2 separate regions of the Homo sapiens genome follow, and region 2 is linked to region 1. A link is a loop called in an ENCODE intact Hi-C map of the cell type or tissue named here. Cell type or tissue: HCT116. All regions are shown on one strand. Links, peaks and the distances in the headings refer to the core of each region. The heading gives the core; the rest is flanking DNA. Region 1 overlaps CDNF (cerebral dopamine neurotrophic factor). Region 2 has its middle 11 kb from the start of MIR4293.

Region 1 (16,301 bases), core at 4,053-12,052:
GAGCACTGAAGCTGGCTTTACCTGGGAGCATTTGTTAGCCAGGTGATCTGAACTGAAGTTTTCATGGTTTTGGCTAAATAAACACAAGTCCCAGGCATTTCCAAGTTAGGAGAGTGAGAGCAGATCCTCTACCAACTAATTCAGGGCCCCAAAGACCTAGCCCTTCATTATAAAGGGTGAACTGAAAGTAACTACAACCTATTTCCATCTTTAGAGACTAAAAGAAATGGTTTCACTTGAACATTTTTACTGATAAAAGGAAAAACAAAACTTTCTTGATAACTCATAATTACAAGCTCGTGCACATAGGTAGGGGTCAAAGGCCCCATTCACACTACTAGGATGATCTGAAACATCTCGAACTGATAATTTAGTTGAAAGTGATTTTAAGTAGATCATACCCTCAGGAATCAGCAAATGTGAGTCTTGTTTTTGTTTTTGTCTTGTTTTGTTTTTTGAGACGGAGTTTCACTCTTGTCGCCCAGACTGGAGTATAATGGTGTGATCTCGGCTCACTGCAACCTCCGCCTCCCGGGTTCAAGCATTTCTCCTGCCTCAGCCTCCCAAGTAGCTGGGATTACAGGCACCTGCCACCACTCCTGGCTAATTTTTGTATTTTTAGTAGAGACGGGGTTTCATCATATTGGCCAGGCTGGTCTCGAACTCCTGACCTCAGGTGATCCACTCACCTTGGCCTCCCAAAGTGCTGGGATTACAGGCATAAGCCACCGTGCCCAGCCAGCAAATGTGAGTCTTACTTACAGGAACCCACATTCAACCTAGTCCTCAAAGAATTCATACAGTTAAAGTTCTAAGAAATAGAGCTGCCACTTAGAAAAGTCATGAACCCCTAGGGAAGAAGGGCACATAAGTGAGAGCCAGCTGGAACAAAAAACAGAAGAGGCACACCCCTGCAGTGGCTTCAGGTATTGGAATAATCAGGCATAGAAGTTATGTTTTTTTATGTTTAAAGAAACATAGAACATAAACCGAACCCATCCCTACCCATAGGGGACTATAAGGAAATTTACCTTGACACTGAGCAAAGTAGAAAAAAGAAAAAATATATATCTCTGAGAAATGATAACAACAAAACGTCCCTCACTTGTATTTGCAGCCAAAATTCACATCGGGGCCCAAAAACTTCAAGCTATATATTTAGTTTAAAGCAGTGCCTGGCTAGTTGCCCTTAGTCCCTGAGAAATACAAATACAAATCCTTACTGGAAATAATGCTCCTTCATCTCAGGCTTCAAACAATCTTCACAAATAAGTTTTGAGACGTATGAGTATCGTGTGGCGCAAAATAAGCAAGCACACAAAGAAACGAGGCACCAGGAACAAGAACCTATAGAAACAACAACAAATAGAAACGTACTCTGGGCCTGATGCAGTGGCTGTAATCCCAGCGCTTTGGGAGGCCGAGATGGGCAGATCACTTGAGGTCAGGAGTTTGAGACCAGCCTGGCCAACATGGTGAAACCTCGTATCTACTGAAAATATAAAAATTAGCAGGGTGTGGTGGCGAGCGCCTGTAATCGCAGCTACTTGGGGGGCTGAGGCAGGAGAATCACTTGAGCCAGGGAGGCAGAGGTTGCAGAGAGTTGAGATTGCGCCATTGCACTTAAGCCTGGGTGAACAGAGCGAGACTTCGTCTTAAAAAACAAACAAACAAACAAAAAAAACTCTGAAGACTTCAGATATTGAAATTTTCACACACAGATCATAATTAAGTTTAGTGTGTTTAAAGATATAAAAAACAAGCTTGAAAGTATCTTCAAGATATAAGGAACTAGAAGAAATGACCTAACAAGCCTCCCATTTTAGCCTCCTCAGTAGCTGGGACCACAGGTGTGTGCAGAGACAGAGTCTTACTGTGTTGCCCAGGCAGGTCTCAAACTCCTGGCCTCAAGAGATCCTCTCGCCTTGGCCTTGCAAAGTGTTGGGATTACAGGTGTGATCCACTATGCCCAGCCTGATTTCACTTTAGGCTCATAACGATGGAAATAAAGACTTATGCAGATCACCAAGGGGCTTCATTCAGGATTCTTATTCAGGTTTTTCTCTGTGCTTACAATTATGCTGTCCCAAGATGATAGCCTATTTTATTTTAGGGTTAGCCAAATTTTGTGGAAAAGTTATCATTTTAGGTAGAACTTCGTTCCAATGATTGATTGATTCAATATGCTGTTACAATGTGTCCACTGCATTTAGGCCCAATACTAAACTAATAGCAACAGGCCTGAAATCATTCTTTTTATTTATATTTTTAATTTTCTTGAGACAGGGTCTCACTCTGTCACCCAGGCTGCAGTGCAGTGGCTTGATCATAGCTCACTGCAGCCTCCATCTGCCGGGCTTAAGTGACCCTCCCACCTCAGCCTCTCGAGTAGCTGACACGACAGGCATTCACCATCATGCCTGGTGTTTTTTTGTTTTTGTTTTTTTGTGTTTTTTTTTTAGTAGAGACAAGGTCTCACTATGTGGTCCAGACTGGCTCCAAACTCCTGGGCTCAAGTGATCTTTCTGCTTCTGCCTCCCAAAGTGCTGGGATTACAGGTGTGAGCCACCATGCCTGGCCCCCAAATCATTCTTACTTAGCATTGGAATCCACTGTCATGAAGCATTGACTCATATGGACGTTTCTTTTTTTGTGTGTGAGATGGAGTCTTGCTCTGTCGCCAGGCTGGAGTGCAGTGGTAAGATCTCGGCTCACTGCAATCTCCACCTGCTGGGTTCAAGTGATTCTCCTGCCTCAGCCTCCTGAGTAGCTGGGACTATAGGCACGCGCCACCATGCCTGGCTAATTTTTTGTATTTTAGTAGAGAGAGGATTTCACCATGTTGGCCGGGATGGTCTCGATATCCTGACCTTGTGATCTGCCCACCTCAGCCTCTCAAAGTGCTAGGATTACAGGGGTAAGCCACCATGCCCAGCCCCATATAGACTTTTAAATGTGGTTAGTGGGTCATATGCATAGGTGTGGTAGTGGTTAAGTTGTGCATGCAGACATATTTATTTGTTCCTTCCAGTATGTAAAGAATTCTTGAACCGATTCTACAAGTCACTGATAGACAGAGGAGTTAACTTTTCGCTGGACACTATAGAGAAAGAATTGATCAGTTTTTGCTTGGACACCAAAGGAAAAGAAAACCGCCTGGTATAGTAAATTTCACCTTTCATTTTCCCCATGTGCTTGAAGAATACTGCTAATAGTTTCATTTCTTAGACGTGAAGTCCTCCTACTTACATGTTTGCCTCAAGTATGTCCATTTTAGAGCACGCAGCAAGCAGAAATCCATCTTCCAGTGACATGTAGTTCTGCGTGTTTTCATCCAGAATATTTCCAGTGTTACTTTACTTTCTGAGTACACCACAGATAACCAATTCTATGTTTTCTTTTTTCTTTTTCTGAGACAGAGTCTTGCTCTGTTGCCCAGGCTAGAGTGCAGTATCATCATCTCAGCTCACTGCAACCTCTGCCTCCTGGGTTCAAAGCATTCTTGTGCCTTAGCCTCCCGAGTAGCTAGGATTACGGGTGTGCACCACCACACCCTGCTAATTATGTATTTTTAGTAGAGACAGGGATTCACCATGTTGGCCAGGGTGGTCTTGAACTCCTGACCTCAGGTGATCCACCCACCTCAGCCTCCCAAAGTGCTGGGATTACAAGAATGAGCTACCATGCCCAGCCCAATTCTACGTTTTCTTAAATGAAATTATGAAACTGAATTCCCAATAAGAATTTAGCATCCTAAGAGTGGGTGGGCTTTCCATTTCTTACCAAGACAATTAATCAAACTTATCAAAATATTTTACATTATTATTTATACATAATTAATAAAGTATTTATATTTTCTTCTAATCACATTAATATGGTGTTTCCTGGGCATACACATATGGCTTGTTTCAATATACTGTTTTATATCACTTAAGACAATTTGGGGCCAATTCCTTTTTCCCTAAAATTGTCAGATTGTCAGTTACATCTGCATGTTGGCTGTTCACCATGGCCATGTTGTAAAGCTCATGCCATTTATCCGTATCATTAAGGTCTATCTATCTATATTTTTTTGAGACAGGGTCTCCCTCTGTCACCCAGGCTGGCGTCCCAGTGATCTTTCCTCACTGGAACCTCAACCTCCCAGGTTCAAGTGATCCTTCCACCTCAGCTTCCCAAGTATCTGGGACTAAGGCACATGCCACCATGCCCAGATAATTTTTGGATTTTTTTTTTTTTTTTTTTTTTTTTGTAGAGACGGGGTTTGGCCTTGTAGCCCAGGCTGATCTCGAACTCCTGAGCTCAAGTGATTCACCCGCCTTGGCCTCCCAAAGTGCTGGGATTACAGGTGTGAGCCACTGTGCCCAGCCAACGTTTATATTTTTAAATGTAAAATTTTGAAGTCAGGGAGCTTGAATGTCAGAATTGCCTGATGGGAAAAGACATGGGCTCTAGAGCCAAAGTGCTGGGTTTTATAATTCTGTCTCTTCTATTGCTAGATCTGGGGACCTTCAGTTGGCTTGGGTATAAAATACAGATACTAATAGTACTTATTTCACAGGATTGTTGTGAGACATAAATAAGTTAATACCTTTAAAGCACTGAGAGCAGCACCTGGCACAGAGAAAACACTTAGTGTCAGCTCTTCTCATTAGTCTTTTAACACCATGTGAATTGTAGGGCACATCTAATTAGGATGATCACGAGAATGGAGTCACTTGTTTCCTGGTGGCTTAGTCAGCAGGTTAACCTCTCTTCTTCTTTCTTCTTCTTCTGCTTCTGCTGCTTCTGCTGCTTCTTTTTCTTCTTCTTCTTCTTCTTTTTCTTCTTCTTCTGCTTCTTTCTTCTTCTGCTTCTTCTGCTTCTTTCTTCTGCTGCTTCTGCTGCTTCTGCTGCTGCTGCTGCTTCTTCTGCTTCTTCTTCTGCTGCTGCTCTTCTTCTGCTTCTGCTGCTTCTGCTTCTGCTGCTTCTGATTCCTCCACTTCTGCTGCTTCTTCTGCTGCTGCTTCTGCTGCTTCTACTGCTTCTTCTGCTGCTTCTTCTACTGCTTCTTATGCTTCTTCTGCTGCTGCTTCTGCTTCTGCTTCTTCTTCTTCTTCTTCTTCTTCTGCTGCTTCTGCTTCTGCTGCTGCTTCTGCTTCTTCTTCTTCTTCTCCTTCTCCTTCTCCTTCTCCTGCTTCTGCTGCTGCTGCTGCTGCTGCTGCTGCTTCTTCTTCTTCTTCTTCTTCTTCTTCTTCTTCTTCTTCTTCTTCTTCTTCTTCTTCTTCTTCTTCTCCTTCTTCTTCTTCTGCTTCTGCTTCTTCTGCTGCTTCTTCTTCTCCTTCTTCTTCTTTTCTTCTTCTTCTTTTTTTTTGAGATGGAGTCTCACTCTGTCACCCAGGCTGGAGTGCCCTGGCATGATCTTGGCTCACTGCAACCTCCACCTCCTTGGTTCAAGCAAGCACACCTGGCTAATTTTTGTAGTTTTAGTAGAGATGGGGTTTCACCATGTTGACCAGGCTGGTCTAGAACTCCTGACCTCAAATGATCTGCCCTCCTCAACCTCCCAAAGTGCTGGGATTACAGGCGTGAGCCACCATGTCCAGCCTACCTCTTTCTTCTTGATACTGTATTCCTTCATTACTGGAATGATACTGAATGTCTTCATTGTCTGGAACACTCAATTCTCTTCATTTTCCTTCAGTGCTATTATCTAGGAGCCACAAAAGACGCAGCCACAAAGATCCTAAGTGAAGTCACTCGCCCAATGAGTGTGCATATGCCTGCAATGAAGATTTGTGAGAAGCTGAAGAAGTTGGATAGCCAGATCTGTGAGCTGAAATATGGTATAACACAGCCCCGTGTTTTTCCCAGTAGGTCCAATGGATTCCCAAACCTCTAAAGTTGGGGCCATGTCTTCTAAAAATTCAGTGTTAAAAGGAAAGAAATTCACCACTCATCAATAAGTTGCTTGGCTGATGAATGGTACCTATGGGCATTTGAGTTTCGTTGAGGGAAGACAAATAAATAGTACAGGCATAATCAGCATTAGGTTAAAATTGCCAATGAGGCCTGGCGCGGTGGCTCAGGCCTTTCATCCCAGCACTTTGGGAGGCCGAGACGGGCGGATCGCAAGGTCAGGAGTTCAAGTACCAGCCTGGCCAATATGGTAAACCCTGTCTCTACTAAAAAAATACAAAAAAATTAGCCGGGTGTGGTGGCGGGCAGCTATAGTCCCACCTACTCGGGAGGCTGAGGCAGGAGAATCGCTTGAACCCGGGAGGCAGAGGTTGCAATGAGCCCAGATCCCGCCACTGCACTCCAGCCTGGGTGATAGAGCAAGACTCTGTCTTAAAAAAAAAAAATTGCCACTGAAATCACAGAGTTTAGACTCCTAACACACCAAGGCAAAGCCAGATACGTATGTCAAGGAAAATCTCAACATATAGAGAGAGCAGCTACTCCTGGTGATTTGGATCTTGGTAATCTATTAAAACAAAACTAGTACCTATTCAAAGATGATACAAGGACTTTGAAGATGTAAAGATGACTATGACTTCCTTCCTAGGCAGAGCTACCATTCTGCCAGCTTTAAATTTTGGGAAATTGGTTATTCACATCAAGTCAGGTTTTTCCTGGTAAAATAGCTTATCAGAGGGTGCCCAAAACAAACAGCAAGAAAAGGAAGGAGATGTCCTTTTTTTTTTTTTTTTTTTTTTGAGGGGAAGTCTCGCTCTATCACCCAGGCTGGAGTGCAGTGGTGCGATCTTGGCTCACTGCAATCTCTGCCTCGTGGGTTCAAGCGATTCTCCTGCCGGAGCCTCCCGAGTAGCTGGGATTACAGGCATGCACCACCACGCCTGGCTAATTTTTGTATTTTTATTAGAGACGAGGTTTCACCATGTTGGCCAGGCTGGTCTTGAACTCCTGACCTCAGGTGATCCACCTGCCTTGTCCTCTCAAAGTGCTAGGATGACAGGCGTAAGCCACCATGCCCGGCCAGGAGATGTCCTATTTTAAAATGTTATCCTTGGCCCCATACATTTCACATGGATAGATCTTTTATCATGATTTGTATCTGGGCTAGACATTTGGGTAGATTGAGTGGGTATCATAAAAGGATGTGGAATTCCTTCCTCAGCCTATCCTTGACACCTGAAATCCCACTCATTCCTTTTGCTTAAGTCATTGTTTTGCATGCATTACATACCCAGTGTAGTACTGTCAACTACCTAAGTAATTAGCATCCACCTCTAAGTTATTTTAGTCTTATTTTCCAACACAGCCGTGTAATAGTCCTATGCACCATAGCCACATAGCTAGCTTTAAGTAGGTTTAAGGTTGAAAGTTACCACAGACAACCTATTTCTTAACTTGCAAAGCACAAGCCCTAACTTCCAGGGTAGTTATTAGAGTAGGCATCCCTTTTTTATTGGCTTCCAAGCCATGAAATAGGGGCAGAAATCACTGAGTCCATATAAACAATATTCACAAACTTGGCCGGGCGCGGCAGCTCACACTTGTAACCTCAGCACTTTGGGAGGCCAAGAAAGGAGGATCATTTGAGCCCAGGAGTTCAAGACCAACCTGGGCAACATGGTGAAACCCTGTCTCTACAAAAATACAAAAATTAGCCAGGTGTGGTGTTGAGCGCCTATAGTCCTAACTACTCAGGAGACTGAGGTGGGAGGATCACCTGAGCCTGGGAGGTCAAGGCTCTGGTGAGCTGTGATTTTTTTCACTGTACTCCAGCCTGAGTGGCAGAGTGAAACCCCATCTGAAAAATAAATAGATAAAATAAAAATAAATAAAAGCCAATATCACAAACCTCTTTTGATTTTTTAAATTCAACAAATTTGTTGTGAATACCTTCTCCTATATCCTAGGGATCTTACAGGGCTCCTTAAACAATAGAAAAATCAGATATTATTGAGACGAAATGACTACCTAATGTTTTGGCGATGCTGGCCACTAGAGGCCCTTGGGGAGCTATGAACTAGTTTTAATCTTTGTGTGGACCTTTACTTTGGAGTTTTGGGGCATCACAGAGGTTTTCCTCTTTTTAAAATTAATGCCAGATACCAAGTTCTCTAGAAAAACTCAAAGAAACTACTGACATTTACAAAAAAATGTATTTTTCTCCTTCAGCCTCTTATCTTGAATAGACTAATAGTTCTTAATTATCCTCCCCAGCTATTGTTAGCAGGAAAGATAAGATTAAACAGGGACCTTTGTGCTGTGGGAGATTAATAATTTGGGCTATGCAAGTTTCTACTTTAAAAAGTATTCTGTCAGATCAGCCATGAAATTAACAAGCAAGATAAGTGTGGAGTTGGAGTATGTTTTCAATTAGGAAGGTGCCATTTGGTTTTTGACCTGAAAGAATGTTTTCATTTGCTTGCTTTGTGTTTAAAAAGGATAGGGAATCACTATAAAAATTTAAGGGTTTTCTGGAGCACAGTGTATAGCTGACCCTCTAAATACAAAAGTCTTTTAACATCCAGCTTTTAAATTAGAACAGAGTTACCGGAAGGTTTTGACAAATAATTTGACAAATATTAGGTTTTTAATGTTTTTAAATGTTGTGTTCTACTACTCAGAGGTAAAAAAGAGAAAGAACTTTCAAGAGAAGTCAAGCTGTAAAAATTCTAGGCTGCCACTAGTTGTTTAATAAATAAACTTAAATGTTGTATTCATTATCAAAGTGAACACCGGACAAGCGGGGAGGGGCAAAAGACACTTTTTTTTTTTTTGACAGTCTCACTCTGTTGCCCATGCTGGAGTGCAGTGGCATGATCTCTGCTTACTGCAACCTCAGCCTCCTGGGTTCAAGAGATTCTCCTGCCTCAGCCTCCTGAGATGCTGGGATTACAGGTGTGTGCCCCCATGCCCCTCTAGACTTTCTTTTGAAAGAGGAAAAGTACCTCTTTCTGATAGGAAAATTATAATTATTGGTATATTACAGATGAGCTTATTATTTTTTGTATTTTGGGCTTTTTTTCAATCTTTTCAGCAATTGAGAAGTAGCTGAGTTCTTGATATTTTCTGCACATAATCTATAAACAGCGAAATAGTAGTCTTGCTAGAGGAGGTTAGATGTTGGTGACAAGTATCATTGGCAAGAATTTTAGAAGCCAGGTTGGCTGGCACCAAAGCCCTAGCATTGGAGAAGTGGGAATAACACAAAGGGCTGTACCTGCTGTGATAATTTAGCAACCTAATCCCAGTAGGGGCTGGGCATCAGGTGAGTTTCAAAACAGAGATCCCAAACAATTAAGGTTCAGCGAGAATATTCCTAATTTTATTCACGTGTTTGCATTTCTTTACATTTTTATTTAAAACCCAATAGTGCTTTGTCATGTGTATGTGCTCATTTGCTTTGCCGAAGATACATCTTCCTAGAAAAAGTGAACCATAACTTTTTGCTGGTTAATTACAATCTATGGGTTTCAAGTTGGCCGCAAACCAAGGCCATCCCAAAGGAACCGATTGCCTTTTATATATGAGTTTCCTTCTTGTTACCTTAACAGCAGCAATTTGGATACAGTGCTATTTGTTTTAGGAATACTGATCTTGAGAATGCTCCAAATGGTAGTAAACATTGTGGCACTACATAGGCCCTTAGTTTTGAAGCAAGTATAATCTCTTGGAAAGAAAGTCAAATTAAAAACACAAATTATCCCAATAACTTTGTATACACTGTTGTCCTTCAGTACCTGTGCAGGAGGGGTTCTGGGACCATACTCAGACACTAAAATCCTGATGCTTAAGTGTTTGCATATAACCCATGTGCATCTTCCCTCCTGTATACTCTAAATCATCTCTAGATTACTTATAATACTTAATACAATGAAAATGCTATTTGTATTAGTCTGTTCCCGCATTGCTGTAAAGAACTATTGGCCAGGCGCGGTGGCTCACGCCTGTAATTCCAGCACTTTGGGAGGCCGTGGCAGGCGGATCAGCTGAGGTGAGAAGTTCAAGATCAGCTTTGCCAACATGGCGAAACCCTGTCTCTACTAAAATACAAAAATTAGCCGGGCATGATGGTGGGTGCCTGTAATCCCAGCTACTTGGGAGGCTGAGACAGGAGAATCGCTTGAACCAGGGAGATGGTGGTTGCAGTGAGCAGAGATCATGCCACTGCACTCCAGCCTGGGTGGCTAAGCGAGACTCCGTCTCAAAAAAAAAAAAGAAAAAGAACTATCTAAGACTGGGTAATTTATAAAGAAAAGAGGTTTAATTGGCTCACAGCTCCACAGGCTGTACAGGAAGCATGGCTGGGGAGGCCTCAGGAAACTTAGAATCATGGCAGAAGGCAAAGAGGAAGAGGCATGTCTTACGTGACTGCAGCAAGAGGAAGAGCGCAAAGGGGGAGGTGCTACACTTTGAAACAACCAGATCCCTCATGAACTCACTCACTATCATGAGAAAAGCTAGGGTGAAGTCCACCCCCATGATCCAATCACCTTCCAACAGGCCCCTCCTCCAACAGCGGGGATTACAATTCCTCGTGAGATTTGAGTGGAGACACAAATCCAAACCATATCATTGTAAATAGTTGTTATACTGTATTGTTTGTATTTTTTTTTTGAGACAGAGTCTCAATCTGTTTCCCAGGCTGGAGTGCATGGCGTGATCTCGGCTCACTGCAACCTCCATCTCCCAAGTTCCAGAAATTCTCCCGCCGCAGCCTCCCAAGTAGCTGGGATTACAGGCATGCCACCGCCATGCCCGGCTAATTTTTTGTTTCTTTTTTTAGTAGAGGTGTGGTTTCACCATGTTGGCCAGGCTGGTCTCGAATTCCTGACCTCAGGCAATCCTCCCGCCTCAGCCTCCCAAAGTGCTGAGATTACAGGCATGAGCCACCGTGCCCAGCCCTGTTTGTATTTTTTAATTGTTGTAGTGTTATCTTTAATTTGTTTAGAATATTTTTGATCTGCTGTTGGTTGAATCTGCAGATGCAGAACCCACTGATAGAGAGGGCTGCTGTACCACATTTTCCTTGGGTGTGTCTTGGTTTCCATGGAAACTGGAATTCTTCCCTGCCTTGGATCATAGGGTAGTCAGCACCAAGATAAGCAAACTATATGCCTTTTGAAGTGATTCATAGGGATTTTTTTTCCATTTATTTTGTAATTGGCTTTTTTCCTTTTTGCCATTTAGAAAAAACACTGGACTTGGCATCAGTTGACCTGCGGAAGATGAGAGTGGCAGAGCTGAAGCAGATCCTGCATAGCTGGGGGGAGGAGTGCAGGGCCTGTGCAGAAAAAACTGACTATGTGAATCTCATTCAAGAGCTGGCCCCCAAGTATGCAGCGACACACCCCAAAACAGAGCTCTGATCTCCAATGCCAGCACATTTGTGACTTGTAATTAGAGAGAAAAGTGACTCTCTAGGATATGGACATGTTGATTAAGGATAACTGGGAATGCATCATATTTGGTCTCATGCTTTTTGTGTTGGTATTATTCCTCAGAATTTTGTTACGTGGGTTTATGAGTGAAACTAATACTACTGATAACTTACATTTGCAGTGTACCAAAAGCTAAAAGTTCCTTTCTCATAAGTTTCTTGGAATGACTATGCCAGTTTTCATTGCCTGTCTCCTAAAAGTGACCTACTGACAAATTGATGGAGTAAATTGATTCCAAGAAAGAAGAAGGCATTCAGAGACTCCTCTCTGGATGCAATTTTAAAATATATTGGACTAAAACAAAAGACACAACAGTCAGCTTATCTAATGCACAACTTCAATCCCAAATACAGAATCAAAAGTTTTTTTCAAGTGAATTTTCTGTTTTCACTCTATATTGTAGCTCTCTTTGGTATCAGAAATGGTCAGGCAGGAGTACTCGTTTTTCCCATTGGAAGAAAACCCACTTAAACCTACTTAAAGAAAATAGAGAGATCAAGAAACCGTATAAGTATAGCCAATGTTTGGCAATTATATCAACATTTACATTGTTAATTGAACCAAGCTCAAGGTCTTTTTCATTCCTTACAGTCACATATCAGACAAGTTTTTGATGGAAGATTAAAGCATATTAAAAACACTCATAGGCAACTTGGAACTTTACCATTGTTAATGCTATTTTATCAGCTTTCGGTTGTAAAATCATCTTTGGTTCCATTTTCTGGCCACATAAGAATAAGAAACCCACAGTAGAAGTGTCCGCCTCTGTGTGGCAGGTACAGCTGGGGAATACTGAAAAAACATTTCCTTGGAACTTTCTGGAGTGATGGGAATGTCCTATATCTTGATTGACATGGGGATTACATGGGTTAATAACATTGTCATCTGGTAGGATAATTAAGATCTGGGCATTTTATTGTATGTACATAATATCTTTAAAAACTGCTGTAGAAAAATTATTTGGAAATTAACTAAAATTAATTAATTCAACACACCTTGTTTGCTAGGCACAGTGGCTCACACCTGTAATCCCAGCACTTCAAGAGGCTGAGGCGGGAGGATTGCCTGAGTCTAGGAGTTAGAGATCAGCCTGAGCAACAGAGTGAGGTTCCGTCTCCACCAAAAATTTTAAAATTAGCTGCGCATGATAGTGTGTACCTGTAGTCCCAGCTACTCGGGAGGCTGAGGTGGGAGGACTGCTTGAGCCCAGGAGGTGGAGTCTGTAGTGAGCTGTGATCCTGCCACTGCACTCCAGCCTGGGCAACAGAGCAAGACCCTGCCAGAATATATGAAAAAACAAACAAAAAAGCCCACCTTATTTATTCAAAGAATTGCATTTACTGGCTGGGGTTGTTTTCAGGGAGTGGAGGAGACATTTTCAGACTGAAAATATACATCGAAAACATAATTTTTAATTCTAAATGCTGCAGAGGTAAATGCATTTTCAGCTGGGAAGCTGATATGTCAGAGAGTTAGTGGTTCCTAAGGAAATATATATATGATGTAACTGAAAGGTGAGAATACAAAGCTGTGGTGTAATGAATGGTCAAAGTAATTATTGTTTCTGAATTTTGGCAGCTCGATTATCATTTGTAAAGCATCTACTTTATTTTGAATTATATCTTCAAAAAAACCAAAGTTTGTTTTTGGTTGTTTTTGTTTCTTTGAGACAGTCTCGCTCTGTTGCCCAGGCTGGAATGCAGTGGCACAATCTTAGCTTACTGCAAACTCAGCCTCTTGTGTTCAAGTGATTCTTCTGCCTCACCCTTCCGAGTAGCTGGGATTACAGGCGCCCACCACTATGCCCAGCTAATTTTTTTGTATTTTTAGTAGAGACGGGGTTTTGCCATGTTGGCCAGGCTGGTCTTGAACTCCTGGCCTCAAGCGATCCACCCACCTCAGCCTCCCAAAGTGCTGGGATTACAGGTGTGAGCCACGATGCCCGGCCTCTCCAGAGTTTTCTTTTCTAAACTTCTTATAACCTTTATATCTGTTTTTATTTTTGCATTTTGAACCTATCAAGAAATGTGTTGTTTGAAAATATTATGTTTGGTGTCTGACCTCAAAATCGGGTCGCATTTCTATGTCTTTTCTTCAGGATACAAATTGAGGTAATAGAAACAGTGCTCAGCCAGTCATTTGTATCCATGGTGTTTAGTCTGTTTTTTTTTTTTTTCTTTCTTTTTGGACAGAGTCTCACTCTGTCACCCAGGCTGGTATGCAATGGCGCTATCTCAGTTCACTGCAACCTTTGACTCCCAGGTACAACTGACTCTCCTGCCTTAGCCTCCCCAGTAGCTGGGATTACAGGCGTGCACCACCACACCTGGCTAATTTTTGTATTTTTAGTAGAGATCGGGTTTCACTATGTTGGCCAGGGTGGTCTCAAACTCCTGACCTCAAGCGATCCACCTGCCTCATCCTCCCAAAGTGCTGGGATTACAGGCATGAGCCACTGTGTCCGATCTAGTCTGTTTTTTTGTTTGTTTGTTTGTTTTAAAGAGAATTTACATCAGTGCTTCTCAAACTGCACATATGGTGTTTATCACAGCACAATTCACAATTGCAAAGATATGGAACCAACCTAAGTGCCCATCAACTGGTAAGTGGATAAAGAAAATGTGTTTGGCCGGGCGCAGTGGCTCACGCCTGTAATCCCAGCACTTTGGGAGGCCGAGGCGGGCGGATCACGAGGTCAGGAGATCGAGACCATCCTGGCTAATATGGTGAAACCCTGTCTCTACTAAAGATACAAAAAATTAGCTGGGCGTGGTGGTGGGCGCCTGTAGTCCCAGCTACTCGGGAGGCTGAGGCAAGAGAATGGCGTTAACCCGGGAGGCGGAGCTTGCAGTGAGCTGAGATTGCGCCACTGCACCTCAGCCTGGGCAACAGCGCAAGACTCTGTCTCAAAAAAAAAAAAAAAAAAAGAAAATGTGTTTATGTTATCAGGCATAACAAACATAATACAGCATGGAATACTACTTAGCCATCAAAAAGAACAAAATCATTCTTTTGCAGCAACTTGGATGGAAGTGGAGGCTATTATTCTAAGTGAAGTAACTCAGGAATGGAAGACTAAATCTGTATGTACAAACCTCTATGTTCTCACTTATAAGTGGGAGCTAAGCTATAGGGTAAGCAGAGACATAAAGAGAGGTATAATGGCCATTGGCGATTCAGAAGCAGGGAGAGTGGGAGGAAGGTAAGGGATAAAAAACTACATATTGGGTACAATGTATGCTACCTGGTGACAGGTGAGCCAAAATCTCAAACTTCACCACTGTACAATTCATCCGTGTAACCAAAAACCACTTGTACTCCAAAAGTTATTGAAATAAAAAATAAATAGCTGAAAAGTAAAAACAAAAACTGGGCGTAGAGGCAGTCTTGTTAAAGTAGGGGTTCTGATTCAGTGGGTCTGGGGTGGGGCCTGAGATTCTGCATTGCTAATGAGCTGCCAGGTGATGTCCACACTACCCTTCCAGGACCACGCTTTGAGTAGCAAAGGCCTAGGTCAAGGATCCTGCAACTGATACATACTTTTTTCCCTTTGCCAGTATCAACCTAAATAGTAAACAGAGAAAGGCTCTCTAAAAAAAGATGTTTGTTTTGGGAATAGAGCATTGCAATGGGAATACACAAGCCTTAGTAAACTATGCGTATTCAAGGGAGGTAAAGGAAGACAAAGGTTTTTAAAGATAAAAATGAGGGGCTGGGTGTGGTGGTTCACACCTGTAATCCCAGCACTTTGGGAGGCCAAGGCAGGTGGATCACCTGAGGTCAGGGGGTTCCAGACCAGCCTGGCTACCATGGTGAAACCCCGTCTCTACTAAAAATACAAAAAAATTAGCTGGGCATGGTGGTGCGTGCCTGTAATCTCAGCTATTGGGGGAGACTGAGGCAGGAGAATCGCTTGAACCCGTGAGATGGCGGTTGCAGTGAGCTGAGATCATGCCACTCTACTCCACTCCAGCCTGTGTGACGGAGCAAGACTCTGTCTCAGACAAAAAAAAAAAGAGGAGGATTGCATAATTGTTTTGAAATAATTATCCTTGACCACAAAGATCAATCACAAGAGTGATGCTAGTCTGAGTTTGGACAGATAGTCTCCGGGTCAATGCCCTTGCAGAAGAATTTTCTTGTGTGAAGTTGTGATGGCTTTTGTGGAGGATTATGATTTTTGCAGTCTTTTGTGATTGTTTATGTTATCAGGCATACAAGCCTGAGAACCCTCTTTTCATGGCCTCCCCCAGCTCTGTTTTCAGGGTTTTCTTACCATTTGTGACCCCATTCTGATTCTCATGACTTTCACACCAGTCTTGATCAGTTATGTTTTTGATAGAGTTGAATGTAACAATAACAACAGCAACAACAAAATGAAACAGAAAAGTACAAGAATTTATTCTCCCATGTAAAAGAAGTCCAGAAGTAGCCAGTCCAGGGTAAATATGGCAGCTCCACAGTTATTAGGGACTCAGCTTGAACTTTTTGCTTCCCATCCTAGTGGTGGGTTTCACTTCTAGCCCGTTGGCCTAGTTGGATGCTGCAATTTACTATTTCAGAAGGGAGAAGGCATGAAAGAACTTGCCTCTAACCCGAGCCCACTTCTTTTTTTTTTTTTTTTGTTCGAGATGGAGTCTGGCTCTGTGGCTCAGGCTGGAGTGCAATGGCACGATCTCGGCTCACTGCAACCTCCACCTCCCAGGTTCAAGCGATCCTCCTGCCTCAGCCTCCTGAGTAGCTGGGATTAGAAGCGCGCGTCACCACACCCGGTTAATTTTTGTATTTTTAGTAGAGACGGGGTTTCACCATGTTGGCCAGGATGGTCTCAATCCCCTCACCTTGTGATCTGCCCGCCTTGGCCTCCCAAAGTGCTGGGATTACAGGCAGGAGCCACTGTGCCCG
Region 2 (16,301 bases), core at 2,742-10,741, 430 kb after region 1:
GACTGGTAAAGAAGGTAGACCCTCATTCATTCATTCTCCATTCATTCATTCATTCATTCAACAAACACTGATCGAGAGCCTGTGGTGTCCCTGGTGCTACCATATACTACATGCCAGGACATTTTTCCTGTCCTCATAAAGCCAATAGTCTAGGGAGGAACACATATGTTGATCAAAAACTTGAAACCAACCCAAATGCCCATCAATGGCAGAACGGATAAAGGAAATGTGGCACATAGACACCATGGAATACTATGCAGCCATAAAAAGAACAAGTTCATGTTCTTTGCAGGGACATGGATGAAGATGGAAACCATTATTCTCAGCAAACTAACACAGGAACAGAAAACCAAACACTGCATGTTCTCACTCATAAGTGGGAGTTGAACAGTGAGAACACATGGACACAGAGAGGGGAATATCATACACTGGGGCCTGTCGGGGGGTTGGGGACAAGGGGAAGGAGAGCATTATGACAAATACCTAGTGCATGATGGGTTGATGGGTGCAGCAAACCACCATGGCACATGTATACCTATGTAACAAACCTGCACGTTCTGCACATGTATACCAGAATTTAAGTAAAGTTTTTATTTAAAATTTAAAAAAAGATACAATACAATATGGTGAGTATGAACCTTGAGCTATTCTCAAAGGATTAGAAGTGCAGAGAGGAAGCATGCAACGTGCTTAGGGTTGGGGTGCAGGGAGAGAGGGGGTGAGTGGTGTATCAGGGCAGGCTTCCTGAGGGAGGTGACACTGAGTCAGATCTGAAAGAATAAGTCAAGTCATACATGAAAGATGCTATGGAGGGAGGGGATAGGAAGAGGAAAAGAAGACTGGCCACAGGAGCACAGGCATGGGGGCAATCAACAAATATGGGGTCCTGGAGGCAACACAGGATTCTCTGAGCATGGAGAGGGAGGAGGGACTGTGTGATGAGTCCACAGAGCTGGGCAGGGCAGATTCTGGGAGCCCTGTACACCATGCTAAGCACAGAGCATGGCTCTTAATGGATAGAAAACCTTTCAGTGTTTGTAAGTATTTTAAGCATTTATAGAGAGATTTGCCTTTTAGAAGACACACTCTTGGTTGTGTAGAAGAGACTGGAGGGTGGAAATCGAGCAGGAGATCAGTGAAGGAAGATTTTGCAGAAACTCAGTCAACAGAGGATCAAGACCTGGACTTAGTTACTGGGATTGTGAGAGAGGAGAGACCAAAAAATGCCTTCTATATCTCCAGCATAGAAGAGTGGTGGTAAGTACAGGGAGGAGCGGAGTTTGAAGGGAAGAGCACGATTTCTGCTGCGGTCCTCAGTGAGGAAATCCAGGAAGACAGGCCAGGTGGAAACAGGAATTGGAAACATGAGTTTGGGGCTTGGGGAGGAGGCGAAGCTGGTGGTATCTATTTGCAAGTCATCAGCATGTGTATTGGTTTCCAGTGGCTGCTATTACGGAGAACCATAGACTGGGTTACTTAAAGCAATAGAAATTTATTCTGTCACTGTTTCTGGAGGCCAGAAGTCTGAAATCAAGGTGTCATCAGAGTTGGTTCCCACAGGAAGCTCTAGGGAGAATCTGCTCCATGTTTCCCTCCTGGCTTCTGATGGCTGCCCACAGTCCTTGGAGTCCACTAGCTTGTAGACCTATCACTCCCATCTCTGCCGCTATCTTCAAAAGGCATTCTCCCCATGTCTGTCCCTGTGTCTCTTCTCCTCTTATGGAGACTCTAGTCATACTGGATTAGGGCCCATGCTATTCCACATGACCTCACCATAACGAATTATATCTTGAGAGACCCCATTTACAAATCAGTTCACGTTCTGAGGCTCCAGGAAGGACACAGATTTTTGGGAGGGGACCCTGTTCTGCCCAACACAATATCTATGTGGTATTTAAAACAATGGGATTATGAGCTCATTCAAGACAGGGGTAACGAGTTGAGGACAAAACACCAAATTTTGGAGCTAGTGCAGACAGAGGAGCCATAGATGGAGAGGAGAGTCTGGCAGAACCAGGAGAGGCAACATCACAGAAATGGACAGTTTCAGGAGGAAGATGGCAGTGGACATTGTCAAGTTTGTTAGTGGAAGAGAGATAGTTTGGAATTGTCATTGAGGGAAAAGGGAGCTGGCCAGCAGTGAGTAAAAGACTAAGAATCCTTTTCAGATGTAGACTAGGACTTTGTAGACACACTATGCAATTTTCCCTATTATAAGCTTTCTTTCTTTTGTGTTCAGAAGCAGAGAAGGTAGAACATAGTACTAATGTAAGAATGAGGTCTTGGTAGGTAAGTGGACAGGAGGAACTAGGTGCAAGAGAATTGGGTGCAAGACTGCAGAGAAGCTCAGATGATCAGCCATGGAGTTGAGGCTGGTGAGAAAGGAGGAGGGACCAGGAGATGCTGATGGACTGAAGAGAGGAACATAGCAATTGATTAGATTGTGAAATGTAAGAGAGTGCCTCCAATTATAGATGCTAATAGTTATTAATAATAACTTTAATTTTCTCATTTCAACCAAGACAATTTCATGTTTAGCTAAGTGAAGATGTTGTGGGTGAAGAGATGTTGCTCCTAGGAAATTTAATGGAATTTAAAAAATGCATGAATCTCAATGATTACTGATGACTCATAAAACCTTTTCTTGGAGCTCAATGGACTAATTCAAAGTCGCACTAGATAATTAGTGGCAAGGCAGAGACTGGAATGAGGGCAATGGTAATATCAACCACCCGACCGATAGATATGATCCATGTTTAGCCTTACCAAACCTGATGACTGTCTTTTCTCAATGCACTTTGTCACTCAACCCTTCCTTTCCTTTCCACCACCTCCACCTTAGCTCACAACCTCATCACCTTGTGCTAGATTTAAGGAGGGAATGTCCAGGTGCTAGCCACACTTCTAGTCCTTTCTCTACCCTAATTTTGTTTCACAGGCCATAGAATCATGGAGTTTCTAGAGAAGAATAATGAGGCTTTCAATGGATTTCAACTTCCTGGGCTCGAGCGATCCTCCCACCTCAGGCTTTCAAGTAGCTAGGACTACAGGCATGTGCTAGCACGCCAACGAAGTTTTGTCCACCTCAGCCTTTCAAGTAGCTAGGACTACAGGCATGTGCTACCACGCCAATGAAGTTTTGTAGAGATGGGATCTCACTATATTGCCCAGGCTGGTCTCAAACTTCTGGGCTTAAGCGATCCTCCTGCCTTGGCCTCCCAAAGTGCTGGAATTATGGACATGAGTCTCCACTCCCAACCTGAAAGTTTCTATGCATTTCTCCCATACAAAACACTTTGTGACTTCCCATTTTCTACACGGTGAAATCTACATTTCTAGCCTCTATTATCTGACTTCTGTTTGATTTCTCACGTTATTCTCCTGCAAGTTGCCTTTTACAACCAGAATGACCCAAACCATTTCTTTCCCCCTCAAAACCACTGTAATCATATTCTTATATACTGGAATTATCTACTTCTTCTTGTCCACTCTACTTAGTCCATATATTCTCAAGCTACAAGTTATGTCCTATATCCTCTTTGAATTCTTCTCCCACCATTTTAGCCTCTCACCAACTTTTTGTTTTCTAGTGACTTTCTTTGGTTTTTATTAACCATACTGTTCATGGAGCATATTTTATTTTTCAATATTTTTACTATTAATTTTGTGGGTACACAGTGTATATATTTCTGGGATACCTGAGATATTTGGATACAGTCATGCAATGCATAATAATCATATCAGGGTGAATGGAGATCCATAGCCTCAGGCATTTATCCTTTGTATTATAAACAATCCAATTATACTCTTTTAGCTATTTAAAAATGAAAAATTGGCCGGACGTGGTGGCTGGTGCCTCTAATCCCAGCACTTTGGGAGGCTGAGGCGGGTGGATCATGAGGTCAGGAGGTCAAGACCATCCCGGCCAACATGGTGAAACCCTGTCTCTACTAAAAATACAAAAAAAATTAGCTGGGCATGGTGGCGGGGACTTGTAGTCCCAGCTACTCGGGAGGCTGAGGTATGAGAATTGCTTGAACCAGGAGGCACAGGTTGCAGTGAGCTGAGATTGCACCACTGCACTCCAGCGTGACAACAGAGTGAGACTCTGTCTCAAAAAAAAAAAAAGTACAATTAAATTCATATTGACTATAGTTACCCTATTGTTCTATCAAATACTAGATATTACTCATTATTTCTAACTATTTATTTGTACCTATTAACCATGCTCCACCTACTATCCCACCACCTCACTAACCTTCCCAGCCTCTGGTAACCATCATTCTCTCTATCTCCATGAGTTCAACTGTTTTAATTTGAAGTTTCCACAAATAAGTACGAACACCCGAAGTATGTCTTTCTGAGACCACGAGGCATATTTTATGTAATACTATGCATTAGTTTTTATTTTTTTGTATTTCTTTTCCTTTTTGCCAGATCTAAAAATTCTTGGAAAAGCCAACGTGATATGGTAGAAAATCCTGAAAAGAGAGTAAGAGAACCTAGGTTGTAAACCTAGTGATACAAGTGATTAACTCTGTGATTTTGAGTAAATCTCAGGGCACCTCAAGTCTCTGTTTATAGACGTAAGACCTGCGCTGGTCTCTTGGGCATGCTAGGTGCTCAATACATCATTGATGCTTTCTTCAGAACCCCCCTTTCCTAATTATGAAATTCTAGACATGCAGAGGCTAGGGGCCACTTTGAATTCCCATGTTCTTAAGGAATGCAATTGCCCTCAAAGATGGTTTGTTTTAAAATTTTAAAAATTAAATATACTCCCTTTGTTTCACCACTGATTTTCTCTTCTTTATAGTACCTGCTTCCGAGTACTAATAAACAGAGCAACCTTGACTTAATGCCTTAGATAGAGAAAAGAAGGTTCAATTGCACACCTTGAGAAAAATGAACCAGAAGGTTTGCTAGAATCCCTGCAGGAGAGGACATTATTTGGTTTGGGAAGGAAATGGACTTCAATTCTCTGGTCTCTTCATTGTTTGACTTTGCAGCTTTTTTTTTTTTTTTTTTTTTCCCCAAACTCCATGGGTCAAGGAAAAAGGAAGGTGAAACCCATGGACAACTGCGACATCAGACACAGCTGGCTGGGCCGCTCCGCCAGCCCCCACTCAGCAGGCGGGATGCAATGTTCAGGGCAAGGGAGGCAGCCAGCCCCTGGCGTGACATTTTCAGCTGTGCAGCTGTGGGCCCTGGCACGTTGCTGCTGGAGCTTGATGGTTGCCTTCCAGCCCCTGAATAGCTTTTGATTAGGATGGGATGCCTAGCAGATGAGTCAGATTTAAACCACGCTGCATGTGGTTAGTAGCAGCCATTTTTTTAATCACTGTCATATTGACGGGGATTACAACTCCCCATGAGATGTCTTAATTTATTTGGCCCCTAACCTTTAAGATGACAATCGCATTTTGTGAGCTTCTGATGCTTTTCTTTTTACAGTCACAATTTCCCCCAGACCCAGGCCTTTAACTCCTTTCCAGAATTAGATGGACCATGGATACCATCAGTTCTGGGCCTGACTGTACTGTAATTAGAGTCCCAGAAATGTTTGGAGCTGACTTTTACACCCTATTCTTCTTATGATACCAGAAGTTGGTGTGCTCTGGATCAGAGAGGGAATTTCAGAGCAGAAACAACTAATAAAACTGTGACCTGGAGTGGTGGGGGAAATGGATACCAGGCATTCAACAGAAAGGCCGTAGAATATGGGGCCTCCTAAAGTGTGATTCCCCTCATGGCCACTAGGTCAATGAGTCCTGAAATTTTGCCAACAGAAAATAATTCTTCTGGCTTAAACGTGTTATTTTATTGGCAAGCAGGTGTTCCTGGAAGGGGTCGCCAATTGGTCTCTTTTCAGACATAAATGCCTAAATGTGCATGAGTTTGTCAGATCACTTCCTGAGGTTAGATTTTGTTGGAGAGCTCAAAAAGTGAAAGAAAGGGCTGCGTACATTCCTGTAATTCCAGCGCTTTGGGAGGCCGAGGAGGGCGGATCACCTGAGGTCAGGAGTTTGAGACCAGCCTGGCCAACACAGTGAAACTCCAACACTACTAAAAATACAAAAATTAGCCAGGCATGATGGCAGGCACCTGTAAATGCAGCTACTTGGGAGGCTGAGAGAGGGAGAATTGCTTGAACCCAGGAAGCGGAGATTGCAGTGAGCCGAGATCATGCCATTGCACTCCAGCCTGCGTGACAGAGCAAGCAAGGCTCAGTCTCAAAAAAAAAAAAAAAAAAAAAAAAAAAAAAGTGAAAGAATAAGGCACTGAACAATTGGTGGGATGAATCAGGAGAGGGGCTGTGGGGCTGTCAGAGATGGGGAGAGTAAAGAAAGGGGGGCTCACTGTACCCATTTTCCTAGGCATGGCACTGTTAAGGAACAGAATGATGGAAAATCTAGACATCGTAGATGATATTAGGTTGGTGCAAAAGTAATTGCAGTTTTTGCCACTAGAAGTAATGGCACCAACCTAATAGTGATAGGAACAAAGTCATGTTTAGAATTCTGCTCTCATAGAGAGACAGGGAACAACCCAGCCTGTACCTTATAGCACAGCAGTGCATTGAGTAAGGTCCAGGGGCATGTTAAACGCATAGCCTAATACATTCGCCCTCTCCCTACTCCTCCCATTCCAACAAAGCATTTCATAGTCCACGGTCCCTTGTCTCAGCTCTCATAACACCATATGAAAATACAAGAGCTTTCCACAAAGTCATGCTAAGAGGGTTAAGTCATTAAAAAGACAATATTGTACCTATATTAAAAATAAGAGCCATAAATAGTCCTATAGCCCTTGGAGTATAAATATTACTGTGTTTCCTTTATTTTCCCAAATTAAGATTGGTTGACCCCTGTGAAAATAAAAAATGATAAACTTAGAATCATATTATAGTAGTCTTAGTAAAAACTAGAAAAAATAAGGTTATAATGGCTTTGATAGGGTCAAATCTTGAAATAAAATAAACTTTGTTTGTAAAATGAGTTCAAGAACTCAAAGTGGTTGGGTGCAGTAGCTCACGCTCTAATCCTAACACTTCGGGAGGCAAAGGTGGGTGGATCACTTGAGGTCAGGAGTTTGAGGCCAGCCTGGCCAACATGGTGAAACTTCATTTCTACTAAAAATACAAAACTGATCCGGGAGTGGTGCCACGTGCCTGTAATCCCAGCTACTCAGGAGGCTGAGGCACGAGAATGGCTTGAACCTGGGAGGCAGAGGTTGCAATGAGCTGAGATCTCAACACTGCCCTTCAGCCTGGACAACAGAGTGAGACTTCATCTCAGAAAAAACAAAAACAGAAACTCAAAGTGCAGGACTAAGCACTTCCTAATCTCAAAAAATTGAGAAAAGTTAAATTAAGCAGTGCTCATATTTGGTGGTCAATAGAATACAATTGTACAACAACCTTCAGCCAAAGGAAGACACCTTTGGGTGTGGGGAAAAGGGGCAGGGGAGAAGGAGATAGATAGATAGATAGATAGATAGATAGATAGATAGATAGAGAGATAGATAGATAGATAGATTGATTATGGGAGTTCCTTCACATAATGATGGAGGCCACAAAGTCCCATGATATGCCGTCTTCAAACTGAAGACCCGGAGGAGCTGATGGGGTGATTCAGTCCGAGTCTGAAGACTTGAGAACCAGGGCAGCCAATGGTGCAACTGTCAGTCTGAGTCCAAAGACCTAAGAAACTGGAGGCCACTCATGTTGTATTTCAGAGTCCAAAGGCCAAAGAACCAGGAGCTCTAATGTCTGTGGGCAGGAGAAGATGCATGTCTCATTCAGCTTGAGAGATGGCTGGGCACAGTGGCTCACACTTATAATCCCAGCACTTTGGGAATCCGAGGCAGGAGGATCACTTGAGGCCGGTGGTTCCAGACCAGCCTGCCTGGGCAACAAAGCAAGACCTCATCTCTTAAAAAAAAAAAAAAAAGCAAATTTGTCCTTCCTCCATTTTTAAAATTCTCTTCTGGCCTCAATAGATTGGATGACGCTTGTCACATTGGTGAGGTGATCTTTACTCAGCCTGCCAATTCAAATGCTAACCTCTTCTGAAAACATACATGCAGAAATAATAATAATAATTTTACCAGCTATCTGGGCATCCCTTGGCCCAGTCAAGTTGACACAAAAAATTAACCATCACAACCAGAAAGCTCACATAGTCTAAAATGAGGTCTGTCAAACTTTGTTCTTAAGCTTACATGAGCATGCTATACTTCCAGAACCCAACACTTTGATATCTGGTCTTATGACTGCTGTTGATCAGATTTCAGGGACTGAGAAAATGCATATACTCCCTCTTAAATCAGACACAAAAGCCTCACTGAACTCAATAAGATTAATATATGTGGTGGGCCATTAGTCCATCTGTATTCAACTAGGAGTCTGATTCATTTCACATAAATAAAAGTAGGCAGCCAAAGTTATGTAATGAATATAGGGCATTTTCTATAATCACCTGACACACTTAGGACTACCATGTTCTAGATAGTCAGCATAAATATAGCCTAGTAAATAGTGTATATGTATATGTATATGTTCAAGAGAAGTGGGTAAAGTGAGCAAAGACTCCTCTAGGATTCCTGTGGTACTGAATCCTCTAGGATTCAGTGTCATGTACGTGATTTTGAGTGTACATTCTGAGTTCTTGAATAATGCCTATCTGGTTACCCAAAAGTGATCATCTCTATAAATGATACCATAATTTTCTTAGGGGATCTGGTTTAGTAAAGCAGATATATCAAGATACTCCTTGCTTGCCTGGGTGTGGCTGGAAATACACCAGATTGGAGAAATGTGCATCTGATAACCATTGAAGTTGAGGTTTTAGTTTATCTCCTTCAACCAAGGGTTCTCACTGAATCTTTTGAAGGTCAACGTCCCTATCCAGCCCAACCAAGTACTCTTAATAGTGATTTTGATCTTATGGTATATGACTAGCACTTTGTGTTATAACTCTTCATGCCGTATGCTCCCCTATTTGAAGGAATGTTATAAAATCCCCCCCACCTTATTGAATGCTATTGATTAACCGATTCAGTCATTTATTCACTCAGTTCTTTGTTTATTAAATAATGCCCGAAGTATTCTAGGCCATTAGTCAGGAGTTAGTTAACATATACTTTCTAAGCTCTGGGGTTAAAATGGTGAGACAAATAGACATGTTTTCCACTCTCACAATCTAGCAAAGAAGACAGACATTAAGCATGTAATGGAAACTCATTACATGCCTAATGACAGGCAGGGGAAATGCAGTAAAGAAGAACTGGATGTCATGGGCGCATTTGAGAGGGAGCCAGGGAAGTCAGGAAGGCTTCCTTGTGGAAGTCAAAGCAGAAATAGGTTGGAAGTATTTGCATATCACTGGATAGTGTGGATGCTATTTTGCCTGGGTTATAAGATGTGCCTGGGACCCCAACTCACTGATACTGTATTCTGTGGCCACTTGAATTGGTCATAAAGCTGTTTCATGTGTCTCTGCATTTCTGGAGGACAGTGATTCAATGGGACATGCATGAAACTAGGAGACCTGCACCCAGGTCAGTTGCTGGAGCGGGGGAAAACTTACAGACTTTCTTCAACCTTGAGCTGCTGCTGTTTACGGATTTTTATCCTTAAGTGTTAAAACAGTTTCAGGGTAGTCAATGACCTTATTAAGAACTTTCCTTTCTACTCTAGTCCTAATAGGGTAATTCGGGTTTTCACACCCCTATCATACTGAAGGGGAACATAAAGCAACTATGGATCTCACTAACAATGGCATCCAGTCAATAGCTCCCTGTGGGAGTCCAACCCACAAATCTTCCCCATCTCATCAAGGAATGCTTGGAGTTTCTTACATCTACTTCTGAGTAGCTATGAGAAGTTCTTTCCAGACTGCTTCTGAGGGATCCCCCTGTTTCAGTCACTGTGTCAATACCTTTGTGATAGTGCCAGGAGGTGCATCCCAATTTGCTGACATTAACTTGGGGTCTAGGTTCTCTTGTTTTGTTGAGACAGGCAGCCATGTGCTTTGGGTTCCTGACAGCAATGAATCTAGTTGTCTTTGCTTTGAATCAAAATTCCAGTTTGCCACAACCCATCCACCACCCTTCCAGAACTTGTCGCAACTCTTCTGTGGGAGAAGGAGAGAATTAAGAAGCAATATATTTGGGAGGCCGAGATGGGCGGATCATGAGGTCAGGAGATCGAGACCATCCTGGCTAACATGGTGAAACCCCGTCTCTACTAAAAATACAAAAAAAAATTTAAAAAGTAGCCAGGTGTGGTGGCACGCACCTGTAGTCCCAGCTACTCGGGAGGCTGAGGCAGGAGAATCACTGGAACCTGGGAGGCAGAGGTTGCCATGAGCCGAGATTGCGCCATTGCAGAGCAAGACTCCTCAAAAAAAAAAAAAAAAAGAAATATAAACAAGACCACTTGGTGCTGCCACCTGTGGGCCTGTGCCCCATTCCTGCTTCTTTTTTTTTTTTTTTGGAGGCAGAGTCTCACTCTGTCGCCCAGGCTGGAGTACAGTGGCACCTTCTCAGCTCATTGCAACCTCCGCCTCCTCCCAGGTTCAAGCAATTCTCCTGCCTCAGCCTCCTGGGTAGCTAGGATTACAGGTGTGCGCCACCACACCCGGCTAATTTTTGTATTTTTAGTAGAGATGGGGTTTCACCATGTTGGCCAGGCTGGTCTTGAACTGCTGACCTCAAGTGATCGGCCTGTCTTGACCTCCCAAAGTGCTGGGAGTACAGGTGTGAGCCACCACACACACTTCTTAGCTGACAATGTGGGCTCCTTAGCTTGGAGAAAGGGGCCCTGCCCAGATGCAGGAACAACGTGCAGATAATTTAGGGGAGAGGGAGCCCAATCTATTACACACAAATTCAAAATTTCCAAAGCTTTGCGTGGGAACTGCTGTTATAAATCCTGTTATCTGTTAATGGGATTTGGGCCTGAAACGCCCACATGCTGCTTTGAAATTTTCCTCCATCTGTTCATTTCTGCAAAGCTTATTTAGGGCAAGCGACGTAGCCTACTAGTGTTTCCAGCTGAACAATTTGGGATTGTAGATCTGTGGAGAAAATAGATAAATGGTTTGCTGGGGACTTCCTGCTATGTATCTTCTTAGGCCCCCTCCTCTGGCGTCTTCTGTTGAGAAGGTTCTTGAAGAAGTGGAGTAGGAGGAATCATTAGCAACACTGCATAGAAGGAAGAGTGATGGGCAAGAGTTGTCCACTCAACTGTGGAAATGAGATCAAATAAATACTTAAGAGACTCTTTTGGGAATTGACCCTGGTTAGACCTAGTTCAGGAACACATCAGTTCCTTAATTTATCTTTGGAAAATCTCACTATAAACACTAGCCTTTAAAAAAAATTCAACTTCTATAGTTTTTTCTCATCTCCTTGTTGGTTATGGGTCAGCCACACCTAGAAGGTTTCTTCCCTCAGAATCACTTTCCTTCCCTTTCATGCCAGGTGAATGTTGGCCCTCGGGCTTTTTGAGCCATGTTGAGAGCTGTCATGGATAAAATGAGCCCAAAGCTCTCAGGGCCCTGACCCCTTCACTGGCCTGTTTGCTGCTCTTGGCCACAACTCTTCTACAGACCCAGTTTTCTTTTCGGAAAGATATGGAAGTACAAAGTCTCAGAGTTATTTCATAATTACAAAGTACTTCTTAGATACTTATCCCTCCAGCAAATATTTCCTAAGTGTCCAATAGGCACTGCACACTGGCAGGTCCCAAGGATACAGAGGTGAAAAAGATACAAAAGGTTTTTACCTCCACAGACCATACGGTTGAGTGAAAGAACTGAAATTAAGCAAATAACTATATGTACACGCATATTTTCCAGTTGCAATAAGTGTTATAAAGGAAAGTGTAATGAAAGATTAAAACTGGAGAACTTGATTGAGATGGAGGGCTTCCTGGAGGAGGAAACTTTCAACCTAAAGGCATTATTCCTCTCTTATGTCTAGATTCCACTTTCATTAAGGGCATGATTGAGACTTAAGTCAGCAACAACAACTCTTGTGGCTTTTCAAAGCAAATTTGCCTGGGTGTGACTATTCCTTTCCATTTCAGTGCTTTGATAATTGAAACCAAGGAACCACAAAACATCTAGAGATGAGTTATCTCCTAACCTGTTTTCAGTGTCTGTGTAACTCATTTGGAAAGTACTAGATTCATAGTTCTACAGATGAGCCTTTTCCACAAAGGTGGTGAAGTCGCTGGGAAGGGAGTAGGATGGGTAGTGTTTGTGGGAGGAAGACTCTGCTGACAATAGGCCCTGAGGCCAAAATAGAGGACCTTCCCTCCATGTTGGTGCAAAAGTAATTGCGGTTTTGAACCATGAATTTTAAATCATTATAACTAGGTTCACAAACATCTTTATTAATAAAAATAGGGACCATTACAATCAACACATTTTTGCCAATGAGAAATGAGTTTGTTTATTCCTGTAGCATAAAAATCCATGCTTTGGGATTTGATGAACTGTTGGAAAGCATTTTCTGCATCCTGCTGGTTATGGAAGCGTTTTCCCTGCAAAAAGTTGTCAAAGTGTCTGAAGAAGTGGTAGTTGGTAGGTGAGAGGTCGTGTGAATATGGCAGATGAGGTAAAACTTTGTAGTCCAATTTGTTCAATTTTTGAAGCACTGGTTGTGGGACATGTGGTTGGGCTTTGTCCTGGGGAAGAATTGGGCTGTTTCTGTTGGCCAATGCCGGCTGCAGGCATTGAGGTTTTCAGCGCATCTCATTGATTTGCTGGGCATCCTTCTCAGATATAATGGTTTCACTGGGATTCAGAGAGCTGTAGTGGATCAGGCCAGCAGTAGACCACCAAACAGTGACCACGACCTTGTTTTGGTGCAAGATTGCCTTTGGGAAGTGCTTTGCAGCTTCTTCTTGGTCCAGCCACTGAGCTGGTTGTCACTGGTTGTCATATAAGATCCACTTTTCTTGCCTGTCACAAATCTGATCAAGAATTGACTCCTTGCTGTTGTGTAGAATAAGAAAAGATGACACTTTGAAACAATAATTTTTTTGATTTTTGCTCAGCTCATGAGGCACCCACTTACTGAGCTTTTTCATCTTTCCAATTTGCTTCAAATGCCCAATGACTGTAGAATGGTTGTCGTTGAGTTATCAGCAACTTCTCATGTAGTTGTAAGAGGATCAGCTTCTGCGATTGCTCTCAATTGGTCTTTGTCAACTTCCGATGGCTGGCCACGACACTCCTCATCTTCAAGGCTCTCCTCGTCTTTGCAAAACTTCTTGAACCACCACTGCACTATATGTTTTTTAGTACAGTAGGCCAAATACATTGTTGATGTCGCAAGTTGTCGCCGCTGCTTTACAACCCATTTTGAACTCGGATAAGAAAAGCACTTGAATTTGCTTTTTGTCTAACATTATTTCCACAGTCTAAAATAAACATAAAATAAACAGCAAGTAATAAGTCATTAGCCAAAAAACATAAAGCAAGAAATGCCCATTAAAATGATGTATAAGATAACCACATTTATTTAAGAATGTATCCAATATCAAATGTCAAATTCCAACGATGCAAAAACCGCAATTACGTTTGCACCAATCTAATAATTCCAGGTGATCTATGGAGGTGGGACATTGATGTAGAGTTGAGGACGATAACTGGCTTCAGGATTTCTCAAGAAAAGCTTTGAGAGATCTACACCTTGGAAACCCCAGCCCTAGAGGAGTGTTCTTCCAAGACTCCACGAACAGGAAAAAGTCCTGGATAGCAGCTGAGTGCCGCCATATTAACCCTTTGGGATGGGCCCCAGAATCTGTGTTTCCATCCAGTTCCCAGGTGATGTTGACGCTGCTGACCCTGCAAGCAACCTCCGAGGTCTCTCTCCTGGTTTCTCTCTGCTTCCCTCAAATTTCTCACTTCTTCCACGGACACTTATTTTTACCCACACTTGTTATCACTCTCTCCTTTCTACAAATCTACCAGACCCCAACCTTCATCTCAGCTCACAATTTGGTCATTTCTAAAATGAATGAAACAGGCCGGGAGCGGTGGCTCATGCCTGTAATCCCAGCACTTTGGGAGGCCGATGTTCTGTGCTGGAAACACGTGAGAGGAGAAGAAAAGGCACACACACAATACCTTTAAGGGTGAACAACTTTTATCCCTGTAAATGACAATGCAGATATAATAAGCAAACCATATAATAAGCAAACGATATAATAAGCAAGTGATATAATAAGCAAATTGCAATGGGAAGGGGAGAAGGGAAAAGATACTTGCACTCACCAGACTATGGAGGATTCAGCACCAGACCGGGAAGCGACCGCCTGGGCTCCAGAGTCGGCCACTCCTCTGTGCACAGATGAGGAGAGGTCTCATGAAGCTTCGGCGCAGTCTGGGAACCTAGCTCTTTTTGTAGCGAGTTGTTTGGCATGAGGTCCAGTCACGAGGGCTCTTCATTGCTGTGGTCAAGGAACACAAAAAGGTCAACTTATTCTTGTGATTGTCTATTGTTTTTCACTAACTAACATATAGGAATAGATTGAAATAAAGATTTCTCTGAAACAGTGCTGGATGAAAGCCTCAAAGGGCTCATACAACCTGTTCTGGGACTTGGTGTCCATTGGTTATGTCCATGTTCAACTGAGTTCAAATCTAATATTTAACTTTTCCTCCACAGCCGAGGCAGGTGGATCACCTGAGGTCAGTAGTTTGAGACCAGCCTGGCCAACATGGTGAAACCTTGTCTCTACTAAAAATAGAAAAATTAGCCAGGCCTGGTGGCGGGCTCCTGTAATCCTAGCTACTCAGGAGGCTGAGGCACGAGAATCACTTAAACACTGGAGGTGGAGGTTGCAGTGAGCTGAGATAGCTTCACTGCACTCCAGCTTGGATGACAGACTGAGACTCCATCTCAAAAAAATAAATAAATAAAATTTAAAAAACAAAATGAACGAAGCAAAGAAAATATATGCTTTTTGCTTTCCCCATAGCACAGATATTATATCTGGGGCTTAGAGGAGCACGTAGGGCTACCCAGTATCTATAATAGAAAAGAAATCCTTTCTTTTTTTTTTTTTTCTGAGACACTGTCTCGCTCTGTCACCAGGCTGGAGTGCTGGAGTGCGGTGGTGCGATCTCAGCTCACTGCAACCTCCACCTCCCTGGTTCAAGTGATTCTCCTGCCTCGGCCTCCCAAGTACCTGGGATTATAGGCACACACCACCACGCCCAGATAATTTTTGTATTTTTAGTAGAGACAGGGTTTCACCATGTTGGCCAGGATGGTGTCCATCTCCTGACTTCATGATCCGCTTGCCTCAGCCTCCCAAAGTGCTGGGATTACAGGCGTGAGCCACCACGCCTGGCCCCTTTCTTTTTATGTCTTTCTGGTCTCTACTGAGTTTGTTTTAGGCTTATCATTTTCCAATGCTGGAATTGTTTTGTTTCTCAGAAATAGTTTTAACCTAAAACCCATTGGTTATGAAACAAAACTGCATAATGTCTACATGGGCATCCATTCATAGTGAAGTTTCATTGTAGTTAGATCGACTTTAGTGAACCTTTTTTGGATTCATTTGACAATGAGTTTGGATAACTCAGGAAAGGATGTAGAATCAATGATTTATGCATTATAGTCTGAAGTATGTAGCTGAATTTCAGTACTAATAATAGCATAGAATGGTGCTGTCCAAAATGCAACTCACATGTGTAATTTTAGAATTTCTAGTAGTCACATTTAAGAAAAGTAAACAGAAATGGGCGAAATGATTAATAGGGTATTTCATTTAACCTAATATATCCAGAATATTATTTCCACATGAAATCAGTATAAAAATTTTTAACGAGAAATGTACATTTTTTATACTAAATCTTTGAAGTCTAGTGTGCGTTTTGTGCTTACAACACATCTGAATTTGGACGGGCCACCTTTCAAGTGCTAGGTAGCCACATGTGGTTAGTGGCTTCTGAATGAGACAACACAGATATAAAGCATCGTTTTCTACTTTCTCTTTGACTGCCAGGGTTTAAGTAATGTCACTGTAAGGTTAACACAGTTTCAGTATTGTTTAGCCCAAATGCCACGTTTTATGGGTAAGATAATTGAGTCAGGGAAAGAGAATGTAGCTTGCCAGAGCACAGTGAGCTGGGCAGGCTCTGAGTTCACATCTCCTGCAGCCCAGCCAGGGCTCTTTCCCAACCAGACTACGCGCAGGCTGTGGTGACTCGCAGCACTTGTCTAGACAAGGAACGTGTCAATCTTTGATGATGTTGCATTCTGTGCTCTGCCTCTGA

Evidence for each region. Peaks named below come from ENCODE experiments on the same cell type or tissue, not always from the same donor. Only the 100,000 strongest peaks of a DNase experiment are listed, where the experiment ranks them.
Region 2: it touches region 1 in a loop (3-fold over the local background); 2 of 110 quality-filtered maps call a loop at or near these places.

What each region holds. Positions count from the first base shown.
Region 1 is chr10:14,815,003-14,831,303 of GRCh38, reverse strand. It overlaps CDNF (cerebral dopamine neurotrophic factor), which reads left to right. Exons shown (of 4, transcript NM_001029954.3): 2 at 3,032-3,159; 3 at 5,684-5,825; 4 at 11,146-12,059. The coding sequence ends at 11,324. Among named protein-coding and RNA genes, the nearest start is that of CDNF, 15 kb to the left of the region's middle. In HCT116, for the core only: a CTCF peak has its summit at 7,951; a DNase peak (open chromatin) is centred at 7,943; H3K27me3 peaks cover 286 bases.
Region 2 is chr10:14,386,221-14,402,521 of GRCh38, reverse strand. No RefSeq gene overlaps it. Among named protein-coding and RNA genes, the nearest start is that of MIR4293, 11 kb to the right of the region's middle. In HCT116, for the core only: CTCF peaks have their summits at 5,774 and 10,466 (motif pointing left); DNase peaks (open chromatin) are centred at 5,294 and 5,724; H3K27me3 peaks cover 1,553 bases.